2 separate regions of the Homo sapiens genome follow, and region 2 is linked to region 1. A link is a contact called in ENCODE Hi-C or POLR2A ChIA-PET data. All regions are on one chromosome and are shown on one strand. The core of a region is the stretch at or near the end of the contact, and the rest is flanking DNA. Distances in the headings are between cores, read along the strand shown. Region 1 overlaps LDLRAD4 (low density lipoprotein receptor class A domain containing 4). Region 2 overlaps LDLRAD4 (low density lipoprotein receptor class A domain containing 4).

Region 1 (3,740 bases), core at 574-3,073:
TTATGGTAATTTATGCTAATCTTAGAACCCATTAATTCTTGGCTTACACGTCACTGGCAGCTAGATTTGACCTCTTTGCTATTTACAATGTAAGTACATGGAAAAGGCACCCGTACAGAGAGCAGGTTCTAGACTTTAATGTCAGAAATGATGGAGCCAGAATCACTCTCCATTTTCAGGTTTGTGAATGATAGAAGTGTGAACTAAATGAGTCAGTGTTGCTATATGAATTTTAACAGAAATAACTAATGTAGACTACTTTGCCAATTCACAAAAAAGGCTGATTTTACAGCTGAGATGTAATGCTGTATATAGGTCCTTATTTTGTGACTGAGATCGTATCTGTGAAAACTAAGGCTTTAAAGGAGTGTAGGGGAAATTGAAAACAACTTTTTGTTGCCTGTTAACTAGTAGAATGTTGACTCTACCAAGCAGATTAAATTTAGTCTCTGTGAGGCTTGATTTGTCCTGCTTAAGATTGAGCATTTATCATTGCATCCTGACCGAGTTTAGGTTTACATTATTCAAATTTGTTAAGCTACTGGTCCTTAAAATTTTTTTTAACATAGCCTTTTTGTATATAAGTTTGGAATTCACAGAAAACCTTAAGATATTCCATTTCCCCCCTAGTTTTAGGGCTCCTAAAATTCCCTGTTTTTTCAAAGGTTATAAAATATTAGGACATTCCCTTTCTCTGAATCATTCTTTTCCTTTCTCCTCTCGCACATGGTATAACCCAACTGGCTGATGTTAGTTTGTACACAACTAGAATGACCTTCAGGACAAAAAAGGGTTTCCTCTCGATCCGATGGAAATCTCGGGTTTTATGTTCCACTACAGGTAATTTGTTCTCCAGCTTCGGGTAAGTCAGGCATTATCCCTGGCCTGCTTCCTCACCTGGGAGGTGAGGGGTGGATCAGTGTGTCTAGGTCCCTCTCAGCATTAAGATTTGATGACTCTGGGATAACTCCACAACACAGAAAAACCCATCAGAAGCTTTATGTAGAAATGCAGAGAAGCTGAATACCCTAAATGTGGAGAAGATTGTGTTATTACCAGAAGTGTTTACAGCGATTCTAAAGTCTGTTGTTGACTCTGGAAGTTGTTTCTCCTAAGTTTTTTTTTTTTTTAATAAGAAATCAAATAGGAAATTTTGGCAAAGAGGAATGCCACTTTCTTCACTTAGAAGGGCATGACTTTTTTTTAAGAAGAGGAGTGATTTAAATCTTATAGGTTATAATACGTCTATAGCTCCTGGAGGAGACACTGGTTCCTGAGCAACTCATTCTGTATTCCAGTCCAGTATTATACATCTGAGGTTGCCATGAATTTGTCACCAAAATGTTTCTAATGTTTAACAATCCATGATTTCCCTCAACTTCTAGCTTGGCAGAAATACTCAACAAGTTCCACAAAGAATAGACAACATATTTTTAAAAATTTTCCATTGTCTTTCTCTGACTTGAGTTTTACTTCATGGAGGACCCTCTCTGGTTCTAGTCTGTCAAAGTGTAGTTTAGGGGTCAAAACTACATTGGTTCCAAAGTTTCCCAAATAGCCCATTGACAGAACAGAGCTCTAGCGACTGGGCCCTGTAGTCAGCAATTATCCAAATACCTGCTTATTTTAAGAGATTGTATTTTAGTTTTCTTCTTTGTAAATTAGCAAATACCAAATAAACATTCCAATAAAATACCATTAACTAAAGAGGAGGCTTGCTGTATGTGAGCTACCTCTTTCTCAGTAGACAGTGGTTCTCCATCTGCGCTGCCCATTGGAGCCAGGCCAGAGGGTGCCAGAAAACCCACGCTGTCTGACTGCACCTCAGGCCAGTGAGATAGGACCTGTCTGGGACTCTGACCCCAGCAGTGCTGAAAGACGTCCAGGTGATCCCAATATGCAGCTAAGAGGAGGGCCTTTCTCCTAGGGTTATCAGTTTGTTTGAAATATCACAATAATCTCGTGATTAGAGGACCTGAATGCACTGGGCTTTTGGGTGGCACAGTGTGCTGGGGACAGCCTGTCCGGAGTTGGGATGGAGGTGGAAGCCTGCCTCTGTCAACACCAGTTTTGTTAAGTTGGACAGATATTTACTGTGCTCTGCAGTTCTCATTCCAGCTTTAGCATTAATTCTTAGCACTTAATCACATTACAGCAATTTTCTAGTATTTTCTATATCACATCAAGAAGCCAATAAATTAAAATTCTCAATCTGGTCATTCTGATTCCAGTGGCCATGTGATGGAAAGACCTTACTCTGATATTGGGCTAATGACTCACTGCTGAGATTTAGATTTTATAAATTTGATTTTTTTTAATTTTTAATTTTTTAGAGACTGGATCTTGCTCTGTCACCTGGGCTTGGGAGCAGTAGCATGATCATAGCTCACTGCAGCCTGGAACTTCTGGGCACAAACGATCCTCTTGCCTTAGCTTCCTGAGTAGCTGGGAGTACAGGAGTGTGCCACTGCACTTGGCTAATTTTTAAACTTTTTTGTAGAGACAGGGTCTCGCTTTGTTGCCCAGGCTGCTCTAGAACTCCTGGACTCAAATGATCCTCCTGCCTCTGCCTCCCAAGTGTGGAGAGTGTAGGTATGAGTCACTGTACCCAGCTGAATTTGAAATTTAATAGGTTGATGTTGTTTCCGTTATCTAAGAAGTAAGAGCCAAGCACATTAGTAGCACAAGCCTTGTTAGTGTTTCCTGAGTAAGGTTGAGCCTACTTAAGACAACAAGTGATTTGGGGAACTTTGTTATGCATGGGGCCATGCCCATTACAAGTGAGTCTCTCACATTCCTTAAAGTGGATTTGGAAACTGAGGCAGTGCTATGAGATGAGGCAAAATGGAATAAAATGGGAAGAATAATATCTGCTCTAATTATTTCACAGGGTTCTTATGAGGCTCAGATCAAATTATTCATTTATTCAACAAATGTGTGATTCACCGAGTGCCTGTCACAGGCTGGGCGGCCCTCTAGATTATGAAGGAGATAAAGAAGGGAAATGTTTGGCCTTGGAAGGAGCAGCAAATTAGTCACTGCTCATATTTTTAAAATAGTTCATGTCATAAGCTCTTTGAAGAGGGCTAGCTCATTCACTTCCGAGTTTCCATGTCTCAGTACCTAGCACAGAACATAGAAGCGGCTAATATATTGGTTATATGAACGAATGAATGAGCCACAGAATTCATTTCCTTGCAAGCATGTCGTGTCTCCCCCCAACAAGTTAAAATTAGTGAAGTGTGGATGTGGTTTCATTTCTTGGGTAGTTTAATGTTCCACACCAACTTGAATATGGTAGTCTAACCTTGGATCCTTTCAAACCACAGCAATGGTGAACTTTTTAGTTAAGAGTTTGATTCAATTCAGATTAGTATTCCTTTTTCCCAATCACTGTTTTAGCAACACAGGGAGTACCTGTTTTCGGTTAATGCGCTTTTCATGTTTGGTATAAATCCATAGTCCAATATTTCTTTTGGAAAGGAAGATAAATTTTTCCCTTGACATCCCTTTTTTCCATTAAGTTAAAAAAATGTTACTTAGTAAATGTGATTTCAAACAGCTGGGTTTTAATCTTTCCACCTTATGGAAAGAGAGCGTTTGGCTCCAGCAGCACCCCCACCACGTGGCCCAGCCTCACTCTGCACACAGATTTTCTAACCTGGATGGCGCCGCTAGCGAGGCGCTTGTGGGTGTGCATTTGGGCTGTGTTCACATGTTATTCTAAACTAGGTCAGCAG
Region 2 (3,740 bases), core at 400-2,899, 130 kb after region 1:
TATGGCTTTATGTCTTTATCCTTGACACATGGGTTCTCCCCACAGTCCCCCAAAAAGAGAGGATTTAAATATGTATAGGTTTACTTACAAACATCTGCCCAAAGGGTATTAGAGTAGCATGGAAAGTGGAAAATCATTTAGACTTGTTGAACTTCTGCTTTGTGCTGAATACTGTGCTAGAAATTCAATGGACTCAGTGTCCCTGTGAGGAGAGGGTCCTGCTGAGCTGATGGGGAAGCGAAGCCCAGCCTGGTGCAGCCTGGCCTGGAGTCACACAGCGTGTGTGAAAGAGCCTAGAACCAAGCCGCGCCTGGCCCAGGGGGGAAGCAGCCCTGCCAGTGCACGCAGACTTGTTCCCGTGTCACTGACCTCATCCTCATCGTGGGTTGCTCTGGTTTGCCTTGGTCAATATTAATCATTTCCCCCTGCCTCCCAGCTTCACTAGTTTAACTATGACGTGCATGTGCTTTTGTGGGTACCCTAAGAGTCCAGGGGCGCTGCTAAGAAAGACAAATACACACACGTAGGGAAGAAACACAAGTACCTTGCGTCTTCCTAATCTAACAGTGTCTGGATTGCTTCAGATTCCTGGAGTAGCTGGACTGAAGGCAGAGATGAGGGGCTTGTTGACCTGGGAGCTCTTTATAGCTAATGCTGCTCGGCTTCAGTTCCTGAGGCCTGCTGCCGTAGGGCCTGCCTGCAAACGCACTGTCACCACCCCCCGCCGCTGCAGCCCCCCAGGAGTTACGCTTTTGCAGAAGACCCAGCTGCCTAAGTAAAATTAAACACCCTCAAGCTGTTTGAGGCTCTTAAAAACATTTTCTCAGCACTGAACTTCTCTGAAGATCTGAGACTATTAGCACAAAACCAAGAGTTCTCTCTAAACTGCTTTTCTCTTTCCCCTGAATGCAAATGAACTTCCCCTGCTGGTTTCCATTCATCTGACAGGTCATAATTGTGACGTTGGTAAAATAGAGAAAGTTCCCTTTTGAAAATTGAGCTATGAGAACTTTTTTTGTTAAAAAAAAAAAAATAGAATATTTGCTTATTTTAAAAATAGAGTGACACAGTGATAATGGTGTCATCATTTAAACTCTACCCTATAAACTCTAGTTTGGACATGTCTTGGCTTATTGGAAATAATGAAAGTATTAACGCTGTGGATTTTTTGTTATAGTGGGTGTCACTGTTAGGAATTGTGAGTCACAGACATCTGGTCATCGTGCCTTCAACCCACAAGCAGTTATTGCCTCACATTAGAAACAAGTTTGGCCGGGCACTGTGGCTCACACCTGTAATCCCAGCACTTTGGGAGGCCGAGGAGGTGGGGGGTGGGGGGATCACCTGAGGTCAGGAGTTCGAGACCAGCCTAGCCAACATGGCGAAACCTGTCTCTACTAAAAACACAAATATTAGACAGGTGTGGTGATGTGTGCCTGCAGTCCCAGCTACTCAGGAGGCTGAGGCAGGAGAATCACTTGAACCTGGGAGGTGGAGGTTGCAGTGAGCCAAGATCATGCCACTGCACTCCAGCCTGGGTGACAGAGTGAGACTCCGTTTACAAAAAAAAAAAAAAGAAAAAAACAAGTTTGCAGAAGGCAGCATGGGGCTGGTATAGGGGCCCCACTAAGTCCTCGAGGATCCAGGTTATCTCTTTCGGCCCCACTCTCCCAGCACTTAGTGTCCAGCTCTGAGGTTGTTTCATGGTCTAGAATGGCTGCTGGAACTCCAGCCAGGACACTCACACTGCAGTCTGGACCATGGAAGAAGAACTGAAGTCCAAAATGATACATGCCTCCTTCCTTTAAAGACCCTTCCCAGAAGTCCCACACACCGCTTCTGCCACTGTCTCCTGGCCAGAACCTCACCGTAAGGCCACACCAGCTGCAGGAGGAACTGGACAAGGTTCCAGTCTTGCTAAGGAAGAAAGGGAAGGCAGAATAAAAACGAGTGCACTTCACGCCCCACATCAGGACCTGTGGCCTTCGTTATAATTTAGGGTCTCTGTATCACAGTAGACAGACCCCGTGGTTAGAGGCCTGCTGAGTGTAGGTTTCAGGTCTTCCTGTCTCTTACCTTATCAAGTTATTTAAATTTATAACATAGCCAAGCGTGCGTCTATCCAGGAAGTGTGTTCACATCTAGTCAGCATGGTCATCTTGAAGGGCTCAGGGAAAGACCCTCATACCCCACCTTCACCAATCCCTTGGTCATGAAGGATGTTGGCTCCTCTCACCTGCACCCTCTACCCAATGTGATGTTTGTAGGCACCCCATGAATAAACATTTTATGAATGAGTTGATATTAGTGGATTACACGAGCAACTACATCATTTGAAAAAAAAAATGATTATAAGAAGCTAAGAGAAGTTGTGACACTAATCCAATACTGAGATGCTTGTTTTAGATGATGTCATACTTTCATAGCAGACACTAGAGAAGCGCCCTTTGCCCTCCTCCCCACTCCTGGGGCCTTCCCCACACGTGGCCTCAGAAACTTCTTTCCCACGCTTGGGCCTCCCAGGGCCGCCCCATCCTGCAGGCTCAGGGGCTCAGACTCTGAACTATTAGCTCCATACTAGCCCTGCGCTATCTGGGGAATAAAACACTCTCTGTACTCTTGTCTCTATAGAAAAACTTTTTTTCAGTTGCAGGATAAGCCAATTAGAAATGAATTTTGGGCACCAAACTGATTCATAAGTCGGATGTTGCTTATCTTCACTTTACTTTAAAATGAATTGCTTTTATGTGTCTTTCAAGGAAAAAAATATTCTCAAAAAATCTGTAGCACTAATGATTAGCCTTACTTTGGGCTAATTTCCCTTTTGATAGAAACGAATGATTGTACCAACAACTTAAATTTCCCTTGGGGCTGGGCACAGTGGCTCAAACCTGTAATCCCAGCACTTTGGGAGGCCAAGTTGGGCAGATCACTTGAGGTCAGGAGTTCGAGACCAGACTGACCAACATGGTGAAACCCCTGTCTCTACTAAAAACACAAAATTTAGCCAGGCTTGGTGGCAGGTGCCGGTAATCCCAGCTACTTGGGAGGCTGAGGCAGGAGAATCGCTTGAACCCGGAAGGCAGAGGTTGCAGTGAGCCAATATCGTGCCACCGCACTGCAGCCTGGGTGACAAAGTGAGACTCTGTCTCAAAAAATAAATACATGAAAAATAAAAAATAAATTGCGCTTGGAAGAATAAGAAGTTATTTATATTTAGTTTTTTGTTTTAAAAGTATGCATGGGGAAGCAAGACAGCTGATCCCCATCAAAATTAAGCTGCTGGGCTTAGAAAGTGTTTTGGGGGAAGGGGTTGTATTTTATTTTGCAGGTGGTTTTTCTTCTTTTTGACAAAATCATTAGGCCTTTGAAGGACATTTTTGATCTAAGCAAAGCAAAGATAAAAGGTAGTGATAGAAGGTGACGTTTTCACTTGCTCCCTAACACTTGTGAGTCAGGCAAGGAAGAAGGACAGACGTGACTCGTCTGGGACGGTCTGCACCGGAGCATGTGGGGGGCCTGGTCTGTGCGCAGGTCAGCCCTTCTGTGGGTAGTGGTTTTCTCAAGATGCCACTACCTGGCTCGGGTCTCCGTGACCTTGTCCTGCAGCTCGTTGCCTAGACAACCAGCAGGCGGGAGCCCAGACGCCGGTCCACACAGGCAGTTATCAGGGCCAGAGGAGTGGCAGAGACTCCAGCGAGCACTGGGGCATCCATGGCACCCGAGGCTTCCAGGCGCCT

What was found. A loop is a pair of places that touch in the nucleus more often than their neighbours do. ChIA-PET counts read pairs that join two places held with the same protein, here RNA polymerase II (POLR2A). Pooled maps may share reads with other maps.
Region 2: a loop to region 1 is called in a map of Calu3, with 2.6 times the contacts of the local background. The contact joins two enhancer-like sites. A Hi-C loop is called at or near these places in 1 of 168 maps with a recorded cell type or tissue (Calu3) and 7 of 50 pooled maps. POLR2A ChIA-PET finds 5 or more read pairs at or near these places in 1 of 52 experiments (AG04449).

Annotation. Positions count from the first base shown.
Region 1 is chr18:13,433,133-13,436,872 of GRCh38, forward strand. All of the region lies in intron 3 of LDLRAD4 (low density lipoprotein receptor class A domain containing 4), which reads left to right. Among named protein-coding and RNA genes, the nearest start is that of LDLRAD4-AS1, 7.5 kb to the left of the region's middle. Within about 2 kb of position 1,824, at least 3 of the 41 ENCODE cell types and tissues checked have a DNase peak (open chromatin) inside an H3K27ac peak, as active enhancers do.
Region 2 is chr18:13,566,733-13,570,472 of GRCh38, forward strand. All of the region lies in intron 4 of LDLRAD4 (low density lipoprotein receptor class A domain containing 4), which reads left to right. Among named protein-coding and RNA genes, the nearest start is that of MIR4526, 43 kb to the right of the region's middle. RefSeq lists enhancers at 1-563, 145-224, 2,245-2,394. Within about 2 kb of position 1,650, at least 19 of the 41 ENCODE cell types and tissues checked have a DNase peak (open chromatin) inside an H3K27ac peak, as active enhancers do.